2 separate regions of the Mus musculus genome follow, and region 2 is linked to region 1. The links are chromatin loops, found by intact Hi-C in ENCODE. Cell type or tissue: heart. All regions are shown on one strand. Each heading gives the region's core, and the rest is flanking DNA. Links, peaks and the distances in the headings are about the cores only.

Evidence for each region. A loop is a pair of places that touch in the nucleus more often than their neighbours do. Peaks named below come from ENCODE experiments on the same cell type or tissue, not always from the same donor. Only the 100,000 strongest peaks of a DNase experiment are listed, where the experiment ranks them.
Region 2: a loop joins it to region 1, with 2.7 times the contacts of the local background. A loop is called at or near these places in 26 of 42 quality-filtered maps.

What each region holds. Positions count from the first base shown.
Region 1 is chr11:46,107,288-46,122,261 of GRCm38, forward strand. Adam19 (a disintegrin and metallopeptidase domain 19 (meltrin beta)) reads left to right here. Exons shown (of 23, transcript NM_009616.4): 6 at 5,470-5,662; 7 at 6,336-6,401; 8 at 11,133-11,204; 9 at 14,133-14,299. Among named protein-coding and RNA genes, the nearest start is that of Mir8100, 13 kb to the left of the region's middle. In heart, for the core only: no CTCF peak of the experiment used is centred there; DNase peaks (open chromatin) are centred at 3,034, 3,454, 6,124 and 9,424; H3K27ac peaks cover 508 bases.
Region 2 is chr11:46,056,210-46,071,183 of GRCm38, forward strand. Adam19 (a disintegrin and metallopeptidase domain 19 (meltrin beta)) reads left to right here. Exons shown (of 23, transcript NM_009616.4): 1 at 1; 2 at 4,714-4,799; 3 at 8,803-8,873. Among named protein-coding and RNA genes, the nearest start is that of Adam19, 7.7 kb to the left of the region's middle. In heart, for the core only: a CTCF peak has its summit at 7,283 (motif pointing left); DNase peaks (open chromatin) are centred at 7,282, 8,762 and 9,402; H3K27ac peaks cover 4,456 bases.

The DNA of each region.
Region 1 (14,974 bases), core at 2,775-10,774:
ATCAGCTGAGCCTTCTCAAGTGCAGACTCTTGGTCCAGCAAGCAGATCCTGAGTCTACTGGGATAGCCTGGGTACTTTCTGAAGATTGCTGAATAGCTTGAAAACTCTGGTCCTGGGCTCTCTGAGCACAGGCTTAAGCTTACTAGTGGAGCTACATAGAGCCTAAGGGAACAGACTATATCTGTTAACCAGCAGCCACAGGTGAAAGCTTCTGATTCTAATCTCTCTGAACCTCAGTTTCTTCACTGATAAAGTGAGGTCTGTAATTTTGCCTGCCTTACAATGTGCTGGGGAAATTTAAAGAGAGTAACATCTGCCATCTATGCGGCACATGGTCAGTTAGCTGTCAGCAAACACTAGCTGACGATAAGGTTGGGCGGATCCCTCCTCTGCCATCTACCAGGGAACTTGGATTCCACAGACAGGCTAGGTGCATCCTTGTTGATGTTTGATCTTTTGCTATGCATTGTAATAATCTTGCTCCTTAATTTAAAACTGGTGGTTAAATAAAGATGCCAACTGTCAAAAGCTGGGCAGATGAGACATGTATAGGGTTTGTGGTTCACTGGGCTTGGGGTCTGAGGAGAACCATGAGGGGAGAAGATGGAGAGAAGAAGAAGTCACCATGGGGATAGGTGAATCAAAAGTTTTTGCCGTGAGGGCTAGCCAGTTGGAAGTAAGAGCGGCCCAGATGGAACATGACAAATTATAAAATGGGATTATTGATAGAGAAATAGATTCAAATAGCATAGAGGGTAGATATCTGCCCAGGTCTAGTGCTAACTAAGGCTTATTATAATAATTAAATTTGTGTGTCTTTAATCAAGGAACTGAATGATCAAAGGCAGGGCAAAAACCTCTGATTGAGATTAAATATTTATACAACAAATTGGTGCCCAATGTGGGTCTTGAACCCACAACCCTGAGATTAAGAGTCTCATGCTCTACCAATGGAGTTAGTAAAATTAAAAAATAATGCTTTTCTGTTGCCCAAAACCATTTTGCTCTAGGAAACTGTCCTGCTGATCACTGTGGGGACCCAGAGATAGGTTGGGGCAGAGTTGTTTTGTTTTTATCCAACAAAAAAACAAAGCTGTGCTCATGAAAGCTAACATGGGGTAGAATTTCAAGCTGCTCTGAGCAGTCAGCCTGTCTCCTTAGAATGTGGGGCTCCCATGGGAGAACTAATGGCAGGTTGTGAGAGCTAACATGAAAATGAATGTCATACTGCTATGAGCAACCAGTCTCTATAAACATGAGCTTCCATGGGAGAACTGATTACAGCTCAACCTAGCACATTATACAATAAGGGAGAGGGAATTTAAATTCAGTTGAATAAAGAGAAGGGTATTAAATAAATTTACATGAAGAAAAAGGGGGATATAAGTATATTTATCTACAGGAATGCTAATTTCCAAAGAAAGGAGAGAAAATGAGAATTAATATAAATGTTTGAAGGGTATATAAATAAATAAATCCAGGCCTTTGATCTTAATACTTGGAAGATAAAGGCAAGGACAGACAGGTTCCTTGTGAGTTTGAGTTTGAGGCCAGTCTAATCTACAAAACACGTTCAAGTTGTCCTGGGCTATACAGAGAAACCCTGTCTTAATACATAACAATAATTGTTTTTAAAATGTTTTAAGTTATCAAAGATATTAATCTCTAAAGAAGAGAGAAAGATATGGAAATTGATTTCGATGTTTTCAAGGGTACATAGATAATGAATAAATAAATCCAGGCCTTTGATCTCAATACTTGGGAGACTAAGGCAGGGACAGATAAGTAAGTTCCTTGTGGGTTTGAGACCAGCCTAATCTACAGAGCAAATCCAGGTCAGCCTGATCTACACACACATTAAAAAAAAATCCTGTCTCAATAAATAATAATAATCGTTTTAAATTGTTCTCATTGTTTTAAATTATCAAAATGAAGGTGGTTATAAGTGCTCTCTCTGGTTGTGATGGCATTACAAATCCTCTATGAGAGAAGTCAATCTAGAGCAGACCTAAATTTAAAAAGAGGCTGCTAATTGGATCAGTCTATACTCTTAATGATTTCAAATTGCCGGACCAAAGGCATGCTATGATAGCTCAGCCGTTGAGGGTTAGGCTCACAGCCAAACATATAAGCGTTCAGTTCCCATCCCTAATTAATGCTGTATAATGTTTGAATAAAGTAATTGGAGTGAGCTAGCTGGCTGTCAGGCTTCCCCGGGAGGACGTACCTCTCTGCTCCTTTGGAAAATGAGGGCTTAGCATCTTGGTGAGCTTCTCTCTATTGCTGCACCTACAACCAACATCAATCAACACATCCTGGCCGGTCTCACTTGAGAGAGTCACTGCCGCCATCACTGTAGCCATATGCATAGTCCTGATGACAGAAGATGAGGTAACAGAGAACTGCCCACTGGACATCCTCCTACCTTCATTGTCAGTAGTGAAGTCGTGGATAGTGAGTGCTCACTGAATGGGGGTGTCTTTCTGAACCATTCTCCAGGTCTATTATGAAAGATGATAAAAAGTCAGGGTGAAGGTTGTAGGATGAGGAACCAGATTGCTGAAGCTCACCCCTGTTTTAACTCTTTACTACTTGTGTGAATTTGGGCTGGTCATGGAAAAAATATTTGTAAGGGTCAGAGAAGTTAGTTAGAAGTTAGCTCTCATCAGCTTGGTGCCCAGTTCATAGAAAAGCTCAATAAGTTATAGCTACTATGATGATAATTACCAGCCCTGCTGCCAAGTTCCAATTGGTACTTTCACTGATTCCTATGGGGAACTTTCCATTCACTGGGTGTAATATTGGTGCACACAGGATCACCAGCCAGTCTGTGGTCCACATCATTTAGTGGCCAATATTATAGTCATTAGAGGAAGCTGGGGTGGTGGGCGAGGCTCTGGTCAGCTGGGATGAAGAGATAGCTTGGGAACAGGATGCCAATATTGCCCTGGCCTCCGTTCTTTCCTGTGCAGAGTAGGGAAGTTGCTGTGATCCCTGCTCTTTGCCCTCCACCCTAGCTGTTAAGGGAACACCTTAGGTGTCTCACCATAGGCCAGATGGCGGCTGCTGTGTCAGCCAGGATGCAGCCAGGAAGTTGATAGTCTTCCCGGTACTGGAATGAGGTCAGCGAGGGATGGGATCAGGAAAGGTCTACTGCCCACCAGAGTCTGTCCCAAGAGAATCATGAGCTCTTATTAAAGGACAAAACCTGGGTGGGCATCCTGAGAGGGCAGTGGTGGCTAGAGGTTGAGTGGCCCAAGAAAGAAGCGCTGCCACTCATGGTGCCAGAGGCTGAGCTGAGAAGGTCTTTGGTTTGGAGATAAGGTCCTGAGTGACTTGTTGCCAAGGTCCTGGGGATTCAGTCCTGGGCTCATTGTTCCCAGAATCTGGAACCCATTTCTTGGCTGTCTTGTTTATCTCTCTGTGTGGAAGGTGGCAGTTTGGAGAGTGGGTCAGAAGGACAGACTATATTTACTCATGACTATAGTTGATGATGCCAGCAACACTCTTCAGAAGTGTGGCTGACTGTTGCAGGGTTCCCAGTGGGAGATAAGATGACAAAGAAGGCATTTGGCCCCCTTCCATCCTCAGACACAGTTTACGGAAAGGTAATTAACCATGGGACGCACAGTTGGCAGACATTACTGTCTTTTCATTCCTACATCACAGTGTTAGGTTGGCACATCATAGATCTTAGTGGATAAGATGACAGGGGGCTACCCTGTGAGCATCTCCCCACCTCTGTTGATAATGGTGAAGCCAGAGGCAGTAAGTGCTCACTGAACCTAGAGAGCCACAGAGGCTTCAGTGGTACAGTACCCTAAGCAGTTGCATCTAATCCGTGGGTGTCTGTCAAGGCTCAGGCTAGGTCATGGGTCACAGTGACTACACCCATTCTCAGCCTGTTCTTCACCAGGACAGGCAGCTTGGCTTGTTCATATTCCATCCTTAGCAACTGCCATGGTTGTAGATACATAGCTAGAATGGCTGCCTTCCTGCCAACCGTGAATACAGTTATTCTCTGTGCTCCTGCATTCCACCTCTGTAGAGTTAACCAATTATGGATCAATTATTTTAGAAAAAAAAAGTTTTGCTCATATATGTTTTTTCTTGACCTTAGTCCCTAAATAATATAGTATATGTAACATACCTTTACATTTAAAAATATTATTTGTTTGTTTGTTTAATGTGTGTGCTCCTGAGTGTATGTTTGTGCACCATGTGTGTGCAGTGCCTGTAGAGGCTAAGAGAGAACATCAGATTCCCTGGATCTGGAGTTAGAGGCAGTTTGTGAGCTGCCTGGCATGGGTGCTAGGACCAAACTCAGATTTAGAGAGAGAAGCAAGTGCTCTTAATTGCTGAGCCATCTCTCCAGGCCCAACATTTACCTTTGTTTGTTTGTTTGTTTGTTTGTTTGTTTGTTTGTCTAGCTGGTTGTTTTTTCAAGATAGGGTTCTCTATGTAGCCCTGGCTGTCCTGCAACTTACTCTGTAGACCAGGCTGGCCTCACTCACAGAGATCTGTCTGCCTCTGCCTCCCAAGTGCTGAGATTAAAGGCATACATCACCACCACTCCTGGTTCAGCATTTACATTTTATTTGCTATTATAAGTAACATAGAGGTGATGTAAAATATACAGAAAGAAACAAATAGGTTATACATCAATAGCACACCATTTTATATATGGCTTGGAGTGTCTGGCATTTTTTGTTTCCTTTGGAGTCTGGACCCAAGTCTCTATAGATACCAGCAATAAGACTATTTGTGTTTGAATGATATCTAGAACTCAGTGAAATCTCAGTGAGTGAAAAAAAAAAAAACAAAAACAAAATAACCCAGCACATATCTTTGAGTTCAGTACTGGGTGAAAGATTGTTCTATATGGTTAGTTGTGGGTGTCACCTGACCAGATAGCTGCTGGCATGGGGCAGTTGATGGGTAGGGATGCTTGGCTCCCAGGCACTAGGACACTTGTCTTTCATTTAGTTACTCAAGAGCCCCGTGAGTTAGTACATTATCATTTTTATTTTAGGGATGAGGAGATTGAAGCTCGGGGTCATGAGATGTTTCTTGAGCATGTGACCTTTGAGTGCCACAGCTAAATTGAGAGGCTGGCTATCTAGCTGGCAGGCCAGAGTGCTTCCTCTGATCACATGTTACTTTTTCAGGGCCTATACAGTTTAATGATTGTCTATGGGGTCTATGGGGTCTACGATTGTCATGGGTCATGCTTGATTTGGTGGCCTTTAGGGGTCCCAGTCTAAAGCCTGAACTTAGGGAGGTAGGTCTAAAGTGCTCTGAGATTCTGTGCCCCACAGTGTATTTCTCTACAGAGGGTCTAAGCTTACACCAGGCCTTCCCAGAGGGCCTCGTGACCCAGTAGAACGTGAAGAAGCATGGAGCATTTGAATCTGCACAAGGGACTTTTCCGGAAGCATTGACCGAAGCTTCCATTTCTCTTATCCACAGAGGACTGATTATAGTGAGAAGTAACCTCAGCTACATCATCGAGCCCGTCCCTAACAGCGACAGCCAACACCGTATTTACAGATCCGAACATCTCACGCTGCCCCCGGGGAACTGTGGGTTCGAGCACTCCGGGCCCACCTCGAAGGACTGGGCCCTTCAGTTTACACATCAGACCAAAAAGCAACCTCGCAGAGTGAGTTTTCAGGTTCCCAGTGGAGCTGGCAGACTGGAGCCTGTCCTCTCTGCACCCTTACTTTGGTTCCAGGGGTATTTCTAGATTGAGAGAGAAGGGTAAGAAAGAGGGAAAAGCCCACCTCTCTCTCTCTCTCTCTCTCTCTCTCTCTCTCTCCCTCTCTCTCTCTCTCTTTCTCTATTGTTGAGTGAGATACCTTTGTAAGAGAATCACTGTTTATATTTAAAATATTCTAAGATACTGGTTTAAAACACTGTGTAAGGTTAAAAAAAATGTCACTTCCCCTCTTGGAATAGCTACCTCATCTGATGTACAATATTTGTTTTGTTCACACTGAGAACAGAGGTCTGTGGTCTCAAAGTTACTTGGGAACTAAGCTGTCGGCATGTTCCCTTGTGGGGTGCTGGCCTCAATTTTTGCCTGTGCTAGCCAGTTTGGCTTCTTTGTTTTTTGAGACTAGAGGATTAGATCCCATGGCTCAGAAAGGCCTTGAGTAATAACCCGTTGCAGATGGTGATGGTGGGCTGCAGCCAGAACTGTCCCTAACGCCTAAATGTAAAAGAAGTAAAAAGGTCACAGCTTATTAACCAATGTGGTTCTCAGCTGCCTTTTGGAATGAGCTGGAGCCAGCCATTTCTACTGCACTGACCTGCTTCTGTCTCTTCTTGTCCAGATGAAACGGGAAGATCTACACTCTATGAAGTACGTGGAGCTTTACCTGGTGGCTGATTATGCAGAGGTAAGGGGTCAGCAATGGATTTCAGCAAACAGAAAACAAAACAAAAAACAAGAAACAAACAGACAAACCTTCTCTCTTGAAAGCACCAACTCATCACATTCATCTTTTTCTAGTTTATCATATAAATTTGATCCTAAATCTGACCTTAAATCTAGCCATTTTCTATTTTTGGCTGTGCGCCTAGCCTTTAATGGCTGAGCCATCTCTCCAGCCCTCTTCTAGCCATTTTAAACAGTAAGGAAAAAAAAAAGAAAACAGCAAAAAGCCAAGGAAAGGCACTCCTAGGACAGCCACGGAAGCACGGGCTTTGCTTAGACTGGATCTCATGGTCCTACAGTTTGGATGCTTTCTCTTAGGACTGTCTGTAATCCTTCAGAGAATCCTGTAGACTTCTGTTTTACAAAGGTATCAGGCGCCTGCCGCATCTGATCAGATACAGTCTTCTCACATGTGTATCTATTTTTATAACCATGTTGCTGCTTCCTAAATGTCCCCAGAGCAGCAGCATCTGTGGCACCTGGGAACTGTGAAAAAATGCAAATTTTTTAGCCTCACTCCAGATCTCTCGAACCCCAGATCATCAGGGTGGGGGTCCCACAATCCATGGTTTCATAAGACATCGGATTGGTTTTGATGCATAGCGGGTAAGCTTGGGAAACACTGGCCTAAAAGAGCAGGATAGTCCCTTGACTCATTTTCCTCGAATTGGACAGGCCCCAAGATTTCACAGACACCTGTCCACCTGGCCCAGTCATTTGTCTCACTTTTTCAGGCGACTTCCTGATTTTTTCTGTGCCGTTCCAACATAGTGCTTGGCATCAGGATGCAGCCGTGAGCCAGAGCTGCTCTTGAATCTGAACTTTGCTGTAGAAGCACAAAACCCTTGTAGCTCTAGGCATGGGAGCCACTGAAATGGGCCCTTGGTGATGCTTAAAATGCACACAGCAGATCTGGTGTGGTTTAGAGCCTTGGTAGACCCTCTCTGATCTGGTGATGCCAAAGATGGCAGGTGGCGTGTAAAGAAAGCTTGAATGGAGACTTATCCTGGAGTCCAGGAGTTCTGTTTCCTCCTGGAAGCCCTCCATGCACCCACCACCCATATTTCCATTAACCATGCATTACCTTCAAGTCCCATACCGTGTGGTGACATGACCACAGCCAAACACTCTTTCCTGTGCCCTGGCTGAGCACTGCAAAACTCCATGAAAGTGGGGGTGGGGGCTCATCACTGTATCATGGTCTCCTGTCCTCTCTACTTGGGGCTACCAGCTTCCCCAGTGGCCTCTTTCTTTGCAGCTCCACAGCGTGGGTCGGAGCAATGCCAGCGGGTGAGGGAGTTCTAGCCCAGGTTTGAGAGCTTATTTTCAGAGCTAGAGGTCGGAAGAGAAGGATCTTTAGCCTTCTTTCTTAAAGACAGGAGGAGTTCACTGGGCAGCGAAGTGGAGGTGAAGGGCTTTCCTGGGAGGGAACATTGTGTTTACTTTCAAAAGAGTTTAGCTTTCTTAAGCTGATGTTGGCATTGTTCCCCCCACCCCACCCCCCAGCAGTCAGGAATGGGTGGGTTCTAGGGTTTTTGTTTTCTTTCTACAGATTGATGTGTAGATGGGGGAGCAGCAACAAAGGTTGGCTTCAAAGCCAGCCAAGTAACCCACTTAGCCCCACCCCATAGCGGCACCTTTGGCTCTCTGTATTGTGAAGGTTCCTGGGGGAAAGCAAGGTCTTTCCTCCCAGAGAGTTCTCCATTTAAGCTTTATATCTTGTATCGTCTGATACAAGGTCTTTCGTCATTTTTCCTAAGATTGTTCAGATAAAATGTCCTGAGACTCCAATGGAGTGAGGCACTTAGAACCCCCCCCCCCCGCTCCAGTTTAAGGGAGGAGTATTATTCTTTTGCCCAGTGGGTCCTTGGTGCAGGGTTTTACAAGCCACTTAACCTGTGAGTCTCCAGCAGGCATAGAAGAGGAGGAGTTGGGGAGTGGTCTGTTGCTGGGTAGCTAGACTCCCAGCAAACCAGGCAAGAAAAGGCTCTGTTTGAAGGTGTGCCACCATGGCTGTGGGACCACCCAGAGGATCTTACTGATGCAGGGGAGTGAAGCACCCCTTAAAAAGCACCAGTCAGTCACATAGACATCCTCACCCCCTTAGCTACAAGTCACCCCCATGACTCGTACCTCTTGCTGAGTCAGGGATCTCTCAGTTCTCAGTGTCATGAACATCTCTCAGCTGTAGGCTTTGAATGATTCATGTCAGGGTTGGATCAGGCCAGGCAAGATTTGCAGCCCAGAATCTGCTGGCAGAAATATATTCCTGGTCGTTAATCTGAGCATGCAGGAAGATGAATCAAGGGAAGGATGTAGTATTTGTGATTTATCCCCCAGTGCTGAGACACAGCCGCTATCTCCGGGCTCGGAACTCACAGCAGCCAGAGGGATGCTTCGAGTGGGAAAGCAAGCTCTGGGCAGTGAGGTTGTGCTATTGGCATCTAGAGAGAGCTGTCAGCAGTAAGCAAGCAAGCAAGCAAGCAAGCAAGCAAGCAGTGGCTCTCTGCCTGGGCCAAGATCGAGGTGGGAGCTTCTGGGATGATTCTCAGCATGTCCATTCTGTAGGCAAGGAGGCGTGTGAGAGAGCTGCTTGGGTGGATCCTGGCACATTCCCTCATTTATTAAGTGAAATAGAATGCAATGGGAGCAAAGAGGGGGGCTTACGTTGGGGGAGGGGAAAGAATGGGTTTAGACATAGGGCTGTAAAGAACTTTGGTGGTACCAGCAGGATGTAAGATATCTGGGAAAGGCTGGCCTACCGTGTTATATGACCGGGGTTGCCTCAGAAAGGGTAACACTGAAGCACATATTTTTTAAGACTGGAGGTTGTAAACTACAGCCCATGTGAACCTATCACATGTTCCTATGAGTATTATTCTGGAGCAGGGCCATACCATTTGATTTATGGTATCCTGGAAGCTTCTAAGCAACCAAGGAGAACTGGGTAGCTGTGCTCCACCAAGGCAGAACTGAGCAGCTGTGGTCTACGATCATGTGGTCTACCAAGCCTCATCATGTTTACTCAGTAGCGCTTTGTAGAATAAGCTTACCAACTCCTGCTTCAGAGTCTTCTGGAAAACATGACACACTGTTTCAACTATGGTGGCCTCACTGGGCCTTACTGTTTGAGGATAGGATTAATATATTTGGAAGCCAGAAATCTCTTCCCAATGCAGTAATAAATGTTTACTAAATAAGTGGAAAGACTCTTGCCACAGGACTAGTTTAGAAGTCAGGAGGTCTTGGTAATAGAAACTTCTAGATTAAACAGTTTGCAAAGGTCTATGCAACAGGGTTCTAGAATTTACCTCTGTAGGAGATAAGGGTAGCAAAGGAGTTCTTTTCTGGTGAGTGTCAGTTCCAAAGAAGTCAAGGACTGTTGCAGAATTAATACAAGAGGGAGGAAGTGGTGTACCAGAGCTGGGAGTCAGCCCTTGCCAAACCAATACTCTAGGGCACCTCATTTGGGTATTCTGGAAGAGCTGGAGGAGGAAACCTGTAACGGCTTGAATAAGGAATACCCACCTAACAATACCTTCACTAGCTATCCAGATTCTGGGTCAAAATGACAGCACACAGGGCATGTCTATCCTTTAGGGCAGGGGGAGGTTACAGTTCTAAAATCTTTTCGTCTTCCCATCCTGACAATTTCCCTACTTCATTATTGAAGGTGAAAGAGGTCTGTCCTTTTCAGACAGAAGTGGTAATACAAAGCCTCCTAATGGGGCTTTAGGCAGACATTCTAATCAAGTTCAGCACACTCTTCTCTCCTATGCCCCATTATCGATGTCTGATTTCACAGTGATGATGAAGTCAAAGAGTCTTTCTCACCAAAGAAGGCACTGCCTCTTGGAATCATGTGGAAGGCAAAACCATGTTGATGCCACATGGCCCTGTTGGCAGCACCCCCTATGTGACATTTGCATGCCCCCCCCCCACTGCAGTTAGTCCGTGTAGGTTCTCAGTGAGTTTCTTAGCTCTTTTTTTTTTTTTTTTTGGTTTGGTTTTTCGAGACAGGGTTTCTCTGTGTAGCCCTGACTGTCCTGGAACTCACTTTGTAGACCAGGCTGGCCTCGAACTCAGAAATCCGCCTGCCTCTGCCTCCCGAGTGCTGGGATTAAAGGCGTGCGCCACCACACCCGGCTTCTTAGCTCTTTTAAATTGTGTCCTTCTTTCTTAAGTAGAGGATTTGTTGTTATGGTTATTTCTGGCTCTCCCTCCACTGTGACTGAAGCTCTTGTAGGGTGTCATCAAGACCTGACATCCATATGCCCCTTTTGTGCTAAGCACCACAGCTTGTCCATAGAGCAGTTTAGCAACCATTAGATCAGTGACAACTGACCACATGTAGGAGAAAGCCTTATAAGATGTGTGATGGTGGCTTCCTATTGGGTTGATGAGCAAAGCAAAGAGACCATTCCCTCCTCTGATTGATCAGTGAGCTAACCGGAAGCATTGTAATATAAAGTCAGGAAAATAACTACCTGAAGGGGCTGGAAGAAGATAATCACATCTGCTCTGGTTGCTTCCTTGCCCTGGGAGATGGAGGTAGCCAAGATAGATCTCACTCAGGTTCTTCCTGCTGAGAGCCATGGGAAGGGCTATTACTGAAAAATGACTGCACACGGAAGACCCTTGGGTGAGAGCTGTGGAGGGGTCTGTCTCACCTGGTTCTGTTTGTCCTGTTTAGTTTCAGAAGAATCGACATGACCAGGATGCCACCAAACGCAAGCTCATGGAGATTGCCAACTATGTTGATAAGGTGAGACCAGGTGTGTACTTTCTGGGGGAGATTGCTGCACCTCAGACAGTCTGCAGGGCAAGAAGTCACACACACCTGAGCTCTTGTTGCTGATTTGGGACCCTGAGCTATCAACCAGAGGCAAACAACTCAGCTTCTTGGGTCAGGTTTTTGTCTTTTGTTGGTTTGTGTGAGTGTTTGGGGGCCTTTTGTTTTTCTCTGTTTTAATTTATAAACTACAAGCACTGGCTTAAGTCAGTGGCTTTCAGTTATGTTTATAGTTTTCTGATGGAAATCATGTTTCAAAAATGACATCTTGTGCCCCTGCCCATGTAAAAGTCACATGGAAGCAGATGGCTGGAAACAGACATGCGCCTGGCTCTGACCCCCTGACCTTTCTCACAAATGAAGTGGGTTTTGAGGCACACTGAGCAAGGGAGAGCCCAGTTTAAAAGGCATCAAGGATGTGTTCCCTCTGGGTGAAAGCCCGGGGATTCTTTGACTTAGATGTTGAAGTGGATCGGGATGTTTCTAGGGAGACTACGAATAGTTATACTTCTTCAGTCGGGTTGTTTCAACCATGCACTTAGGAAATTCACAGAAGTTTGAGCTGCACTCATGGGGTATTCTCAGACCGTGAAGTATTCTATGCGAAAGCAAGTTCTAGCACAAAAGGCAGAGAACAAAACTTTGCAATGGCAGCTCCTCTCCACAAGCAAAGCTTTGACGTGTTTGGTCATGTGCCTCCTTTTAAGGGGCAGTCCTGGTGGGTAGAACTAAGGTTGCATGTTTGCCAGTGGCTGACAGTCCCAGCCCTGGGGTCTCTTGTCTCTTTGAGACTCTGATAACCACTTCAGGACCTGTAGAACTTTGAAGGCTTTCTTGGCCAGCGAGAGGTTCACGGATCCTAGATCTCAGGCTGGAGAGATGGTTCATCCGATAACAAATAGAAATTAGAAACTTTCAAACTGGGCGGTGGTGATACATACCTTTAATCCCAGCACTGGGGAGGCAGAGGCAGGTCTCTGAGCTCAAGGCCAGCCTGCTCTACAAAGTGAGTTTCCAGAATAGCCAGGGCTACACAGAGAAACCTTGTCTCTAAAAACCATAAACAAACAAACAAACAAATGTTAAAAATTAAACTTTCAGGGCTTAAAAGGCAGAGTTGATTGCTGTGGAATTACTAGATGAAAAGTTCACAGCCTTGTATTTTTTTTTCTCTGCCCTCAACAGCTGTGGAAAGAGGCCACTGGTATGTAACAGGTGAAAGCCAAACACTAGCCTTTCCTGGAGGGAAGGATTCTAGGGACACAGTAGAGTCCTGTGTCCAGCTCCTAACTCACCAGCAATAGCGTCTCAGCGATCCTGTAACCAAACACCCAACATCTGGAGAAGTGTGTTTTCCCTGGGGATACAGGAAGCTGATCCTACCGCCACCTGTGTAGCAACCATTGTCCCAGACCCGACTCAGGGGAGGTGCAGGGCTTGGCTGGCTGGCTCTAGGAATTTTCTTCCTGCACTGGGTGATTAGAGCCTACCTCTAAGCACTGATGAGAAATGGAAGTGGTATGTCAGTAAACACATCAAACAAATAAACAATAATAACTACAGAAAAAGCAAAGATGCGGAGGGAAAAGAGGGTAGCCGCACACCCCGGGTGTCGGTGGAAACCCTGTGCCTTGTGGATGGTCATCCAAGCCCCCAACTTCCCTCCGGCACGCGTGGTTTAGGGTGAGGCACATGGGCTCCTCCTAAGTCTGCTGAGCCAGTTACTTGGACTGAACATTTTAGAGCTAAAACTGGAAGAACTCTACACATTTGCTGAATCAGGGGCCCAATCCACGGGCCCTGTTTTCTCTGAGGCGTAAGAAAAGCCAAGTTGACTTCCCTTAAAAAGTTCCTGAGTGAAGCAAATTCAGATGCTTCGGGTTTTTCTGTGATGATAGATGTGGCAAAGACAGAGGAACCAGGAGCCCATCTAGACTGCAGTTTCCTGGGGGCAAGAGAAGGATGCGAATGTGTGCGTGCGCGTGTGTGTGTGTGTGTGTGTGTGTGTGTGTGTACTTTATTGTTATATACATATTATATGATCCCAGCTCTTCAGCAGCAGATGGTCACAAGGGCCCTGGGAGTATAATCTGGTTCATCTTGGCTCCAGAGTGTTTCTGCTGAGATTTTGGGCAATGTCTCAACTCCTCTAAGCCTCAGTACCCTTCCTTCTTCATGACAAGTGCTTGATGAACAGCGGGACCACCAGTTATTAATTTTAGCTGGGAAGGAACCCACCATTTTTAGATTGGGGTGATCTAATCCCTTTGTGGCTTCTGTGTTATGTGGTTTTTTTTTTTTTTTTTTTTTTTTAAGTCACTCATGGGCTGGGGAGATGACGCAGTATGTAAAGTATCTGCTGGGTACATAAGGACCTAAGCCCCACCACCCATCTAAAAGCCAGGCATGGTGTCATGAACCTATAGCCATGTGGCTGGTGGGGGAGGCAGGGGACAGAGACAGGCCATCCTTGGACCTCTCAAGCCAACCAGTTAGGGTTAATCAGTTAGTTCCTGATTTAGTGAGAGACCCTGTCTGAAAAAATAACATGGAGAATAAACGGAGGAAGGTAACATGAACCTTGGGACTTCGTGTGTATATGCACACACAGAAGACACATGTACATGTATTATGTGCACACACAGGTCACATGTACATGCAACACTGACACGGTAGCATTGGTCAGGTCCACCAAAGAACCCCTTGATGGTTAGGGTGTTGTTCCCTCTACTTTTTTTTTTAACCTGTTTTCTAAGCCAGATACTCCAGTTTGACCACCAGAATGCATCCCTCTGAAGGTCGTATTTCCCGATTTCTAGAGCCAGAGAGCAATCTCAGCATCTGTGCTCTGAGCTCCTAGGTCGGATGGTGAGAGAAACTGGCCTTTTGGTGTCTTTTCAGTTTTACCGCTCCCTGAACATCCGAATTGCACTTGTCGGCTTGGAGGTGTGGACGCATGGGGATAAGTGTGAAGTTTCAGAGAATCCCTACTCTACCCTCTGGTCCTTTCTTAGTTGGAGGCGCAAGCTGCTTGCTCAGAAGAGCCATGACAATGCTCAGCTAATCACGTAAGCAGCCCTTTTCTGGTCTTGTGGTATCAGCTTTGTCTGCAGAACCCCTGCCTGCCGTAAGGGGTGCGAAATTCACCCTTCCTTTCACAGGGGCCAATGTTGGTTGTGCAAGACCCCACCCTGCTCCCTGGGCCACATAACCAGGCTTTTTCAGACTCAACACATCTTGAAAGAATGTTAAAAAGCCTAAGAATGATAACAGTCCTCTGCAGAGTTCCACGTGAGGCAATTAGCCTCACCCGTAATCAGCTGAGCAGCTGAGGCACTTGGGAGTGAATATTAGGGGAATGAGCAGATGACTCTTGGTCACAGTTGCTAGCCTGAAACAGGCATTCTTGAGCACAGTCAGTTGACCTCCCACTGCAGGATACAGGAAATGGGTCTTCAAGTCCTTCACACCGTTCTCTGGGGTCTCAGGGCTGAAGTCCTGGGAAGGTCAAAATGGTAGACTGTAGGACCTTCGTGCTCAACAAAGGCACAGAGATGATAAACTCCTTTACTTGTTTGTATTTATTTATTTATTTATTTATAACATAGGCGAGTCAGTAATTATTTCATCCTTGATACCTTGATTTACCCTTTCATAATAACTGCGATTTCCAATATTTACCTGTCCCTAAAACCTAGACTCTTAGTGGTCACTTGAGGACAATCCACTCACTGAGAAAGTCT
Region 2 (14,974 bases), core at 4,039-12,038, 50 kb before region 1:
AGTAAGTGGCAGCGCGCAGATGGGTTCTGAGGCGACTAGGGGTGGTGGTGATGACTGAGGGTCTGAGAGTCGCTCTTGCATGCCGGCAGCTCCATGACCGCTATCCCTGCGGACTCCGCCACTCCCCGGGTGTGAGTATCGCCACCCCCAAGCCTAGGAGCCCAGGCTTTGTTCTCTTGTGGTGAGCCACGGGAGGTCGTGGAGCTAGTGCGCTCACTGCAATCAGAAAGCAGTAAGTCTCTCTCTCTCTCTCTCTCTCTCTCTCTCTCTCTCTTTGCTTGCCTTCCTTTCTTCATCTCCCCGTGTTTTCTTACTTTGGGCTTCTCTTTCCGCTGCTCTTCCTATCTTTGCTGTTTTTCTTGAGGTTGCTCGTCTCCGCTCTGCCTCTCTCTCATCGCTATTTTGCGCCCGCTGCTCTAGCAACCCCAGAGCATCCCCAGAGGAGCACCCCAAGCATCCTATCCCGAATCGGCGAGGGAACCACTCCCTGGATCTTGCTGGGGGCGGGGGGGTGGTGGTGTCAAAAGCATACCAGTGGGATAGAAAATCAAAGGTTTCCGAGAGATTAGGGTAGGGTGGTTTACTGGTTATCTCTGCCTGTACACTTAGCATCTCTGAAAGACCATAAAAGAACCATGCGCACCCATTATGCAGATCGTAAGCTGAAGTTCACTAACAAAAACCCAGGTGTGTATAAGTACGCCCCACATTGAAGATCTGATACTGGAAACCGGAGCTTTCTTTCCACCTCACCCAATGCCTATCTCCTCTTGGCCTCAGTTTTCATGTGAAGAAAATGGAATGGGCTCCACGCTTCCAGTTTGGACGCTGGATAATGCCTATTTCTCACAACTGTTTTCCCAGGCACCGCTCCCTCCCGGGCCGCATCCCTCAGAGGTTCTCATAGGATTTCGCGGAAGGGACGGTCCCGGAGGGGCAATGCCTGGCTTCTGTCATCTTGACCCGGGAGAGCTTATTTAGCCTTAGCTCTGAGGCAGCTGGAGAGCTGGGCTGACTCCAGACGGTCGCGGGTGCTTGCTGTACCAACCGTCAGCGTTTTTAAATCAAGCTAACGACGCCCTAGTGTACGGGCTGGGCAGGCTGCAGCCCCCGCCCCATCCCTGCAAGAACCTGACCCGAGGGTTTCCTCCACTCAACGCTCCAGCTCCTTTGCCTTGGATAGGAGAAGGCTCTTCCTTTTGTTGGGGTGTGGGGTTCCTCGGGGAAGAGGGAGCCAGGTCCTGTTCGAGTCTGATTTTCCAGCCTACCATTTGCACAGAAGAAAGACAGGAAAGTAAACTTCACGGGATCTGGAGGCCTTGAGAACAGTCAGTGAGGTAGAGTGACTGCAGACCCGGGGAGAAAGCAAAATCTACGAGTTGTAAAGTGACCCATGATCCCCAAATGAGCAGTTGCTATTAATATTTTCCTTTCCCCCTTCCTGTCCTTCTATGACTATATACTGATGAATCTGGAATCGTACCATTCATACACTTTAAAAGGTGCTTCCCAAATCATGACATCTCCCAAAACTATGATTTTAATGGCTCTAAGTTCTACCAAGAGACCACAGAAATATAATTTCCTCAAAGTTAAACTCCTGGCTCTTATACAAATGTGACGAAGATTTTTTTTTCTTTCATTTATGAAGTGGCCAAAGCAGCTGCTAAAGCTGGTCAAAAGCATCAACATAATCAATATCAACATAATCAATACCAACATAATCAATATCAACATAAACAATATCCCCGGTGATACAGGGAGTGGCATAGGGAATTCCTTTGGGTGAGACAGAATCAAGCAGTTGTTGGTTCTCCCTCTCCTATTCCTGAAGTCACTTGCATCTTTGTCTGTCACAGGCGTGCAGTTAATGTTAAACTTCACCGAATACAGGCCATCCCACCGAAAGCAAACAAGTGAGCCAGAGATAACATTCTCTTACCCTTTGTTAAGTGACGCTCCAGGTCTGACACTGAAAGCTTGATCCCACGTGCTCTGGCCTTATTTTCAAGTTGTGAGCAACCCTTCTCCAGTTACGTTGCCTTACGTGTACTTAAACTGGACTGTGTGTAAAGAGATTGCCCTCAGTGCTTTTCACCATCCGAGACCTTTTGTCGTTCTCTTCTATCCTGTACAGCTCCTTTTGTTTAAGAGTCTAGATCCATCAGTCTCTGTAGAGGACTATGTCTCACTTGTTCCCTCATGAACATTAAGCACCTAGCGTAGTAGCATAGGGTTAAGAACTCAGGATGTTTTGGGTAAATAATGTAAATGTATCTATCTCTTCTGATTTGTACCAGTGTAAACAAAACCAATAAGACTTTTTTTAAGGATACATTTTGATTGCAAATATATCATATTTTTGAAAAGGAATTTAATCAGTGGTAATCCAACACTTTTTTGTTTGTTTTGGGGTTTGGGTTTTGGAATGTTGTTTGTTTGAGACAAGGTTTCTTTATGTATCCTTGGCTGTCCAGGAACTAGGTCTGTAGACCAGGCTCCCTTTAACTCGGAGATCTTCCTACCTCTGCCTCCTGAGTACTGGAATTGAAGGCCTGCGCCACCACTGCCTGGCTCCAGCTACCTTTTTTTAAAATTTTTTTTTTGGGGGGGGGGCTTTTCGAGACAGGGTTTCTCTGTGTAGCCCTGGCTGTCCTGGAACTCACTTTGTAGACCAGGCTGGCCTCAAACTCAGAAATCCGCCTGCCTCTGCCTCTCAAGTGCTGGGATTAAAGGCGTGTGCCACCATGCCTGGCAGAACCTTTTTTTTTTTTTTTTAATTTAATTCTTCTCTGGGACAGGATGCTGTGTAGGTGGATGCTGTCTCAGAGATCTCTAGATAGCCAAGATGGCCTTAGACCTCTAGTTGTCTTGCTGGAATTACAGATGTTTGCCACAAAAGCTCAGTCATCTTTTAATCCCTCCTGCGGTTGATGAGGCTGAGTTAGAAGGAACAGAACACAGGGTTCCTTGGTGACATCTCTGGGAGTCTTCAGATCTACTCAGTTTCAGAGATGTAATTTGCTTAGGGATCAGGAAATTCTTATCTTTTAAAAGATGACCTGTAGGGCTGGTGAGATGGCTCAGCGGTTAAGATTGCCGACTGCTCTTCCAAAGGTCCTGAGTTCAAATCCCAGCAACCACATGGTGGCTCACAACCATCTGTAACGAAATCTGATGCTCTCTTCTCGAGTGTCTGAAGACAGCTACAGTGTACTTACATATAATAAATAAATAAATAAATAAATAAATATTTTTTTAAAAAAAGATGACCTGTAAGTAGTGTTGAGGTCTTCCATTCTTGAACATGGCTCTTCTGTGGCTTAGGCTTCTTTTCTCAGGAATTTGCTGCCTACCTCTATCAGTCCCACTATGTCAACTCGGGATATCTTAATGGGGAATTTCCTTCACTCTACGACAAACTCATAGACCCATTCCCAAGCCCTTTTAGTTGAGGAAATGAAAATTCACAGCAACCCATTCCCAAGCCCTTTTAGTTGAGGAAATGAAAATTCACAGCAACACTGACAGGAACTGAGGCTGGAGAGATGGTTTAGCAGTTAAGAGCACTTGCTGTTCTTGATAGAACCCAGGTGTGTAGGATAAGAAAAAAACTGGAGGTGAGAAGGTTTGGAACTAAGGAAGTGAAATATAACTTCGAATTCAACACTTGGAAGGTTAAGTTAAGGTTAACAATTTGCAAGTGAATGGTAATGGTTGGGAGGCGAAGAAGTCACCTTTACCTCTGGCCCTCCCAGGGAGGTGAGTGTCACTTCCAAGGGGGAAATTAAAGCTCTTTGGTAACAAACCTGAGCTCACACCCTTCTGCATCTCCTCAGCACCTCACCACATCATCACCTTCCAGGATGCTATCCAAGTTAGAGCCACATCTTCTCTCACCAGAGCTCCGGTGCGCCCCCTAGCTTTGCTGCCACCCTTTCTGCTTCTCCTCTGTCCTTGTCCCCTACTCCCTATTCTCCCAGCAGGCAGGGTCACCTTTCAAAACAAAAACAAAACCAATACAGATCATACTGCTCTTGTGGGGCTTTTTTTTTTTCTCTAAAGACATCAAAACCTTCCAGGTAATGAAACCCAGACCCTGCTCATGCCTCTATGTTATTACAACCACAGCCGTCTCACTTAGCATATATATTTCTTACCAACATCCTCTGAGTTACCCACCCTTGCTTAGCATATTTACCAATGTCCCCTGACTTTGTAGGCTATTTCTCCTTCCTGCGTGTGCCTTAGCGAGCCCGGGCCCACGTCTACAGTTGACACTCTTTACTCTTCCCCAGATTTTTGCATAAATGGCTTCCTCTGGTCCCTCAGGTCTTAAACATCATCACACTGGCCATCCTGTTTAAAACAGGAACCCTGCCAGCTTCCCTTTATCCTGTGGCACAATCTTATTATTCCCCCCCCCCACCCCCCCCAGGGCTGTTAAGTAGCACCTGAGAATCTTTGCTTATTTCCTGACTCTTCACGGGGGACACAGACCTTGTTTGCCTAGCCTTTATCACTTTGTCACCAAGGCCCAGTGGCGCCCAGCAGGTCTTCTGAGACCACTGGGAGGAGCATTTTCCAGGAAGCAATGACTGCCTCAGAAGTGCTTTGGAGCACCACTTGGGCTTCTGAACACCATGCCTGCTCCTGAGTGCCCGAGATGTGGAGGTTGGGTTTTCTTATGGTTATGTTGTCTTGTGTTGGCAGGAGGAAGCCAAGAAGGTAGCCCTCCGCTACAGCATGAACTCATAATACCTCAGTGGCGGACTTCAGAAAGCCCTGGGAGAGGAAAGGTAAGATGTCCAAGCTCCTTGGAGAAGCAGGAATGACAGTTCCTCTAGCTGTGTCAACTTAGGATATCTTAGCGGGGACTTTCCTTCACTCTATGACGAACTCGTAGACCCATTCCCAAGCCCTTGTAGTTGAGGAAATGAAAATTCACAGTAACACACGAACTGGGCTGGAGAGATGGTTTAGCAGTTAAGAGCACTTGCTGTTCTTGATAGAACTGGGGTTCAGGTCCAAGCATCCAGAGGATGGTTCACAATCATCTGTAACTCCAGTTCCAGGAGATGCCTCTGAGGGCACCGGGCATGCATATGGTGCTCATACATATATGTAGGCAAAACACTCATGTGTGCACACACACACACACACACACACACACACACACACACACCCCTACACACACACATACACACACACACACACACACCCCTACACACACACACACACACACACACACACACACACACACACACACAGAGTCTTTTAGAAATACACAGATTACGTGCAAATGTGTGAATTTGCCATAGATCTTGATTGGACTTTTTCTTTTTTTGGTTTTTCTGTCTTTCTGTTTTCTGAGACAGGTTCTCTGAAATCCTGTCTCCATCTCCTGGATCTAGGCTTGAAGGCATAGTCTAGGGTGTCATCATGTGCCGAGCCCAGTTCTCTTTTGAGGCAGTCTCCAGTGTAGCTTAGGCTGACCTGTATGTAAATCTTAATCTACCTGCTTCCATTTCGAAAATGCAAAGATCACACTGTGTGTCATGGGTACCCAGCGATTTTCTTTTTCTCTTTTCTTTTTTTATTTTTATTTTTTGTTAATAAGAGGCAAGATAGGGAGCTAGGATTAGGTTATATATCTCAAAATATCTTCCTGATTCCTTGGCCCAGAGCAGTAGCAAAATACACAGATGTTGCCAAGACAGTCAGAACATGGTCCACCAAGCAGACTCATATTGAGGATGTTCTCAAAAGGGAAATATGGTAGTTGCGTGACAGTAACGTCTTATGTGACTTTCTACTTTACTTGAGCTTCCTCATTTACAAATCCAGTTTTAGTGGGAATAAAGAGGAACAGAGATGTGGAGAAGGGCTAACTTTCTTTTTCAGCGGGACCTTTTATGTGTCCTACTCTGGCCTCTAAGTGGAGACTATGCTGCTTCACCTTCCCAGTCCTAGCACTGCATGGATAAGCACTGTGCCCACTTTGAAGGACTCGTTTCTATGATCTCTTAGGGGCCAAATGGCCTGTGGTTTATTGGGCAACAGATAGGAGCAAGATTAAAGCCAGGGAAGGAAGTGTCAGGAAAGACTTCAGACAATTGTGGCCCTGGAATCTGGAAAGATAAACAGATGAGAAACACCCAGAATTCCTTAAGTGACTGTAGAGTCATGCAGACATGTCCCCCAAGTTCACCGCTTGGGCTTAGTAAGAGAACTTAAAAGCAGGACAATAAAAGTTGGGAACATTTTACCCGAAAAGCAAAGAAAAAAAAATCATGAACTCATTTCATCCTAAAGTAGGAAAGGCTGAAAATAGCCTTAAGGAAATGCTAGACAAATTAATGGATGGCCGTTCTCAGGCAGATTATTTTTTTTAAGTGTAAGGTCTTGTATATTTCATCCACTACCATTATTGCCGAAGAATGGATATGATCCTTTTTATAGAGGTTCCTTTGTTACCTCCAGATGTTGGATGTTGGGCATCCTCAGGAAGGATCCGAGAAACAAAGCGGAGGACCAGATCCTGTCATTGTTCCCAGCCATTGTCTACTCAGAATGTGGCTCATTGTATTCTACAAGGATCAGCAGCCCAGTGCCTGGCACTATAAATATATGGAGAGAGGGAGAGAGAGAGAGAGAGAGAGAGAGAGAGAGGGAGAGAGAGAGAGAGAGAGAGAGGGAGAGGAGTGTGTTAGTTTACTCTGATTCTTATTTGCATCTGAATAATTCATTGATTTATTAGACATCGCTTAGACACTGACTGTATATGAAGTCTAATAGAGATTTTTGAGGATGATGCATATACACAGGACAAGCTTGTCCCAGATGGTGTGTAGCTGTTTAATTTTGCCCTCAACAGAAGGGATTTGGGGGTCTCTCAGGGACGTGTGAGCATTGGGGTCACCTTCCAGTGCTTCCTCAGGCCCTGTTGGAGTTCCAGGAGGGAAGCTGTCCGTAGGCGAGCTGGACAGGGAAGCTCCGGAGAGCTGAGAAATGCAGTTTCACTGTTGTGTTGTGCTGGATCTGTTCCCTAGAAACAGGGAACATCTGATTTTAAACCTCTGTGTCTGAGCACACTCCAGAAACAGAGAGAAGTACTTTTGGATCACCTAAATAAAAATAAATATTAGCTCTCATGTGTCAAGTAATGTCTCTGTGGGGGGCACATGGTATCACTTGCTCAGTGCCAAGATTCTTTTTTCCGTGTGGCCCGTCACATGGGTGCCACCTTCAGGCCAGGGTAAGGACTTGTTTGACTTCTGTAGTCATGTGCTCAAATGCCCACAGGGGCTGTGCGTCCTTGATTCTCAATGTGACTGGGCAGGGCTCTCACTCCAAAAGTCCCCAGGGCAAAACCACAAGTGGGAGCCACCAGCCACTTGCCGAATTAGTGCTTCAGAATTAGGGAAGGGAGTGCCTGGGCACCCATCTGTCTCCCTGCCTCCTGAATATCGAATGCCCCCTCTTAAGATGAGGCAACAGGATTAACTGGGTATTGGACCAGGTACCTGACTGGAATGTTCTTATCTCATCTGAGGCTTTGGTGGTCTTGAAGTCTGAAGCCAAGATCCCAGTTGGGGATGAGTGGAGCAGGGGTTAAGAGAACGAATGTGATTGGGCTGTGGGTGTGGCTCAGTTTGTACTGAGCTTGCCTGAGGTCCTGGGTATCTCGCACAGTCCACACTTATACAGAAAAAGAAGAAGGATGTAGGAAGTGTCACTGGCTCCTTATATTGCCATAGTTAGCTTAAAGATTTTTTTAAATTTTGGTCCATGTTGTCAAATTATTTTTCAAATGGTTCCAGTTAAATTTTTCAGACAGAGGATCTCAGGGTGACCATTTTAAAGTATGTTCCACACAGCACTGCGATTCACAGTTTTAAATGGACTATGTCACTTTTGATTTTTCTTAGGCTATCCTCTTTTTTAAAATACTCTCTCTCTCTCTCTCTCTCTCTCTCTCTCTCTCTCTCTCTCTCTCTCCCTCCCTCCCTCCCTCCCTCCATGAGAGAGGACAGTGCTTACTGATGATGCTCAGCACTGCTCTTCAGGTTTATTGGCCATTTGCATGTTTTAGATGATCTGTGCTGGGTGTATGGTGTGTTTGGCCATTGACAAACTGCTTATGTGTAAGATACATCTGACTCGACTTACTATACAACTCTAATTTGTGAGGCTTTAGCTACCACCCCTTTGATGATTGGAGTGTCCAAATTGAGGCCCAAATAAAAGAAAGCAAAATATAAAAGAACTCACTTGGGTGTTTTTTTAAAGATGATAGCCAGTGTAAGATTGACAGCTTCCTTTGAACTAGGCACTGTGATACATCATTTACCTTCATTTATTTGTTCCTCTAGTCCTTAAGGATCCTCAGAAGGTTGGTTATTACCATACCATCTCATAGAAGAGTAAAGAGAGATGTAGGGAGGCTGGGTGACGGTCCAGGGTCCCACAATTACAGGTGACATCCTGTACACACACTGATCCAGGGTCTGACTCTCCAGGGAATTTACTTCTGAGAACCTTCATAAGACTGCAGTACACCTGCTCAGCCTTGGACCTCAGCTTGAGTGTCTGTCTCTCCTCTGCTTCTGGGAGAAAGCAGATGGGGAAGATTCGGGTTGTTTGGGGACTGAGGTCACTTCACGCTGGAAAGGCTGGTGACCTTTCCTCGCTGGCTTCCGGAGGATCCCTGTGCTGGCACCATGTCAGATCCGGTGCTGGGGCCCTGGGAGCCTGGGTCCCTGCTTCCAGGAACTGACACGTTTTTATTGTTGTTTTTAGCATCCACTCAGAGCAGAGCTCAGGGTCATGGCTGAAGGGCGAGAGCTGATCCTAGACCTGGAGAAGAACGAGTAAGTGGGTTTCTCCCTTCTTTTGTCTGACACAGAACAATGAACTCACATTTGATGCCAGTCTGACCCAGGTGTCCCAGTTGGAAAGGAAGAAGTTTAGTGGTGTGCCCCCCCACACCACACCCCCCCAGCCTCCACCCCGCTCCCTGCCCCAAGCTCGACATCCTTGGTCCCTTTGCAGGGCCTCTTGCCAAGAGAGAGCTTTTCCTTGGTCTTTTGACTGCTGGGAGATTGGCGGGATACTTCACATCCTGCTTGGATTTCCTTAGGCTGTGTTTCCGGTGCATCGTGGAGTTCACTGGGGCCGAATGTGTGTGTGTGTGTGTGTGTGTGTGTGTGTGTGTGTGTGTGTCTAAGGGCGGGAAGGGACTGGAGGCAGCTGCTGCTGTCCTAGCTCCCGCTCAGTGTATGGCAGGAAATGAAGGCGATTAGAGGGAGACGGGAGAAGCAGCAGGCTGGGCAGGGATTTGGCACCTCTGACCCTGATTCTTGCATCTACCCAAGATTCTGCTGAGAAGTGCATTGCTTGAAGCCGCCTGGCTTCCTCGGGTTCAGCTTTTCCCTAATCTCATTCATGCTGGGCGTCGGCCTAGTTCAGAAATATCTCCGCATTGATTCGCCTTCCGGCATAACTGTCTCAATTCATGGGTGCAGGGTTGAATAGATGACCCTGCCCAGCTGTGTCCATTGATTGACTGCCCATTCTGCCGTCAGCCCCAGTCACCTGGCCTCCCAGAGCTCCTCCTACTTGGCTAGGGACTCTGAAGGCTTTTATAATTTCCCCACCAATGGTCCCACTTTTTATCGTCCACATTGACATTGTAGATAAGGATGCTTGGTTTGGAGAGTTGCCCGTCTGCTCTTGGCAGCCTCCAAAACACCCTGGAAGCTGATGAGTAATGAAAGCTTCGTTGCCAAGAAGGGGCTAGAGCAAGGCCTTCCCCATCCAAACCAGTGGGAATGGCTGCCTGGCTTTGGTGGAATGGGAGAAGAAGGATTTATTCCAAATTTGGGCTCGTTGGACACTTGCAGAGAAGTCCCCAGTGCTGTGAGAGGGCAGCTGGTGCAGGGACAGGGTGTTTTGTGCCACTACTCTATGGAGATGTGGACGAACATCTGTTTGCCAGTGACAGGCCCAAGTAAGGATGCCACCAAAGTCCAAATTTGTGAACCAGTAATTTTTATTGGGATTGCTTACAGTAATAGGGGTGAAGGGTTACCTATGGGTACAGAAGTGACTCAAAAGATAGCAGCCTCACCAAGGCCCACCCAGCATGGGTAACAACTCATGAAAGCTAGAAGCCTGAGGTTCACTGCATGGCTTGCAGGCAGCTCTGGTGGTGTGAGCCTGGTCCAAGGGGCTGGGCTGGGTTTGGGTTGACTAGACTGAGCCTCAGGGAAGGAGGTAGTCCTTACTGCTTATATATTGTTGAGGAGGGAGGGGTCTAGTGATTCTGGTCATCTTCAGGAACTTCCTTGAAGCCCTGGGTTGTTTATTGTTTACTTTCTGAGTTTAATGAGCTTCCCAGCAGAATGGAATGTTTTAACACATTCTGGAGTAAGCACCCTGTGTCTTAAAAGAGCATGGGGTTTATTATGGAGGAAATTGCTACATAACACAGAGTTCTGTCCCTTTCTCTTCCCTCTGCCGCTGGCTTTCATTTCAGCACTCCCAAAAAGATAGACATCACTGCCATTTTGGCTCCCCTCTCCCAGAGCAAAACCAGCCTTTTATTGGTTTGCTGAATGGTTTCTTTCCTTCTCTTCCCCGGGGATAGCTACCCAGTGTGGGAAGCGCCTCCTTGCTCAGGGCATCACTTTGACTGTGATGCTGTGCTCCTCCAAGGCTCAGGGAGGGCTAGTTTGCGCTTGGCTTCTCTTAGGGATCTGTTTGGTGCCTTACTGGCTCTGTTGAGTAGCTGCTTCCCTGCTCCTGACTGCTGTCCGTGTCTGTCCTATTTAACCCTCGCTCTTCCCCAAGTCCACTGAATTGATGATACGTTCAGGGGCCGAGCCTTAGCTGAATCAGCTAAGGAGGGACCCTTGTCCTTTCCTTCTGTGTTGGGACTTCTGTAGAAGATCACAGGAAGTTAGGCTAGGAAGATTTCTTTAGAACAAGAGCTTCCAATCTGTGGCTCAAAACCTCTTTCTTGGCAAACCTGTCACCAGAAATTTTACATTGAGGATTCATAACAGTAGCAAAACTACAGTTATGAAGGAGCCATGAAAATCATCTATGGTTGTGGGGAGGGAGAGGAGCTGTATGAAAGGGTCGCAGCACTAGGAAGGTTGAGAACCACTGCACTAGGGACTCCTGAGTGCTGTGGTCTCGTGCACAAGTACAGAAACTTCATCACAGAAAGGGAGAGACACTTGTCTAAAGTCACCCAGCAAGTGTATGAAGAGGGCGAGTGGAAGTCAGTTGTGTTCTTGGCTTGGATGTGGAGTTGTAGCATGTGACCTAGGTAGGGCAAGCTGAGGAAATCTGAGAGGAGAGTAGTGATGGCTGCCTCATGGGGTGCTTGTGAGGGATGGGCCGAGTGGGCAAAGCGTAGAATGTGAGCACGTGGAGTTGTCAATATAGTGATTTTTTAAAAAATTTCTTTTTAATTTGTGTCTGTGTGTGTTGTGTATGTGTCTCTGTGTGTATTTGTATCTGTGTGTGTGTGTGTGTGTGTGAGAGAGAGAGAGAGAGAGAGAGAGAACAGGTTTGAATATGGATATGTCTGCTCAGAGGTCAGGGGATAGCCTCAACTGTCACCCTTCAGGAATGCTGCCTACTTTATTTTGAAACAAGAGCTCCCTGGGTGTGGTGGCGTACGCCTTTAATCCCAGCACTCGGGAGGCAGAGGCAGGCAGATTTCTGAGTTCGAGGCCAGCCTGGTCTACAAAGTGAGCTCCAGGACAGCCAGGGCTACACAGAGAATCCCTGTCTCGAAAAAAAAAATAAAAAAATAAAAAAACAAAACAAAACAAAAAAAACAACCAACCAACCAACCAAACAAACAAAAAACCAAAAGAAAGAAAGAAAGAAAGGAAGGAAGGAAGGAAGGAAAGAAAGAAAGAAAGAAAGAAAGAAAGAAAGAAAGAAAGAAAGAAAGAAAGAAAGAAAGAAAGAAAGAAACTCTCTCATTGGCCTGGAGTTCACTCATTTGGCTAGTCTGGCTTGCCAAAGAGCACCAGGAATCTGCCTGTTTCCCCTTCCTCATCTTTGCGATGACAAGCACCTGCCTGGCCTTTATTGTTATTGTTAACATGGATTCTAGGACTGAACTCCGGAAGGCAAAGCTTCACTGAGCAGGCCCTGTCGTGAGTCGTGATTTTTTTTTCTTTTCTTTTCTTTTCTTTTCTTTTCTTTTCTTTTCTTTTCTTTTCTTTTCTTTTCTTTTCTTTTCTTTCCTTTCCTTTCCTTTCCTTTCCTTTTCTTTTCTTTCTTTCTTTCTTTCTTTCTTTCTTTCTTTTTTGTTTTTTTTTTGTTTTTTTGTTTTTGTTTTTCGAGACAGGGTTTCTCTGTATAGTCCTGGCTGTCCTGGAACTCACTCTAAAGACCAGGCTGGCCTCGAACTCAGAAATTCACCTGCCTCTGCCTCCCAAGTGCTGGGATTAAAGGCGGGCGCCGCCACGCCCGGCTTGTCCTGATCTTTAACATACCTACTGAACTGCTAGGGGTTTTTCATAGGTGCCACCCATTGTCTGCCCATGGCCTCCACCAACTCCCAGGGAGGCCCGTGGAGATATGGTTCCTGGCCTCCTTTAGCCTACCGCAGCCTGGAGTGGAAGTGGCACAGCCAAACAGCATGATCTCACCAGGTGTCCCTGGGGAAGGACTTCCTGCTTTTCTCATCCAAATTGGGCTTTTTGTTTTTGCACACGTGTTGCCGAACTGAATTCACTCCAACTGCACTGCACTTCCTGGTGTGGCTATTTTTCCCCACGTCCTCTCCTTCACAGGCCGCCAAGCCCAGACTCAAAACAGCTCTGGGCTGAGGAGAGGGGATTTTTCTGAGTTTTCAAGTTACTATGTTAACATTTCTACCTTCTGGTGGTATGGAAGGAATCTAGGTCCGTGCTCAGAAACTTCCCAAGCCTTGTTCGTTTCAGCTCTTGGTGGATGCCTCTGCTCTCCCTGTCTGTTTTCACGTGAACTGTGACGTTCTGGGCACCAGGGTAGGTCCCTGGACTCGAGTTGAGCTGTGGGGAAAAGAGTTCTGCCAGCCTGCAGCTCTTGCTAGAGTCAGAAGGGATACAGGGAGTGAACGGATAGTGTACAGGATATCAAATAATGAGAATTGTATACAGGAAGCAAAACACTGGGCTCAGGAAGAGCGGGGGTGGTGGGGGTGGTGGGGGTGGTGGGGGGTGGGAGGGAGCCGATGTTGATGAACAGCAGTCAGAAATGATCATGGGAAATCTGAGCAGAGAACTAAAGGAGTGAGCTGTGGAGACAGCTGTGGGAGAGTTTCAAGGAGGGAACAGTCAAGTTCAGAGGTCCTGTAGATTACGAGGATTTTAGCATCCCTATCCCACTTCTCTGTTCATTGGATTCTCTGGTCTCCCGGGAGCCACAGACAAGGGTTTCTGAGACAATGGTGAGGGGAAGGATATTGAAATTTGTTTTTCATCACTCTGAGGTGTCTGGCTTTTTCCCCATCGATTTAAAGTCCTCGTGCTAATGCACGGCCCGAAATAGCAGTGAGCGGGTCCTTAATGGAATTCACACATGGAGAAATCATAGCCAAGAATGGTGCGGGCAGAGGAGCTGGGGTGGGGGTGGGGTGGGGGAAGGAGGGGTCAGGAGATGGGACGTGGCGGGCGGAGCTTTAGCGGAGTCAGAGCCAGGGCCTACTTTTTCTCCAGTTTGAAGCCGCTCAGGACAAGCGGGTCATAGCTCCTTTTCTGTGGAGCGCTGGCAAAACAGATATGGCCCTGTGAGAAAATGAGCATGTGGCTTCACGTTGTGGCTCGCATTTAGATGCTGACCTTACCATTCAGCACCTACATTCTCTCCCTTTAAGTCTCAGTCCCTTCGCCCAGGACTATAATCACAGTCCTGCATCTCAAAGCGTGGGGAGGCTGAGATGCTGCGTGTGTATAAAGGACCTAACCCAGTGTCTACCTTGTACTGCACACTCAGTAAAGGGCAACTATTATCATTTCTTGCTCCACTGTTTGCAAATTGCACAAGTGGGGCATGTTCAGTATAGAACACATAGCAGTGCCAAGCAAAGAAAGCAGTAGAGCTCACTGCTGTCTGATGGGGGATTTTCTAGACCTTTCTTGTGCCTATGAGAGCGTAGATCCTGTCAACATGCAGTCTCAGGGAATCTGATACAGACGTCTAGGGTAGCTGGGGAAGAAAAAAAAAGATTAAAAAGAAATTTATATTTATTTCTTGCGCATGGGTATTTTTCCTGCATGTATATATGATCACCATGTGCATACCTGGTGCTCTCAGTGGTATCAAATCCCCTGGAACTGGAGTTACATATGGTTGTGATCTACCATGTGGGTGCTAGGAATAGAAGCCAGGTCCTCTGGAAGAACAGCCAATGCTCTTAGCCTGTAAGGCATAGCTACAGCCTCCAGAAAATAGGTTTTTACCCGTATAAACCTATTCTATTCTGTTAAATTTATTGTATACACATGAGTGTCATGAAAACTATTCTGCTCAGTCTCAGGACAGCATTATAATGTTATTTACTATAATATCTAACATATACAAGCTACAGACCTTTGGACTGCTGCACAGTTGTTAGGAGACAGTCAGTCCCTTGTCACCCAGGCATCCCGTCTGGTGGACATAGTCCTAAGCTCATAGAAGTAACTTAGAGTTGACGAACACACCAGCGCCCCCTCCTGAGCTTCAAACTTCTCATCTGTAAAATGAGATTTTTGTTCAAGTTGGGCTTCAAGAGCCTTCCTGTGTTACCTATTTAAAGGACGCTGTCTGCGTGGCAATGCGAAGTTCCTGCTTCAGGAGAGCCCCTCCCCCCAAAAGAGTCTACAGCAGGATGCAAAGAAACGGTCTCCAACCATGTCCTTGAAGTTGGGGTGAACTGTTAGCTTAGGTCTCACCAGTTGAGGCGGCAGAAAGAAGAGAA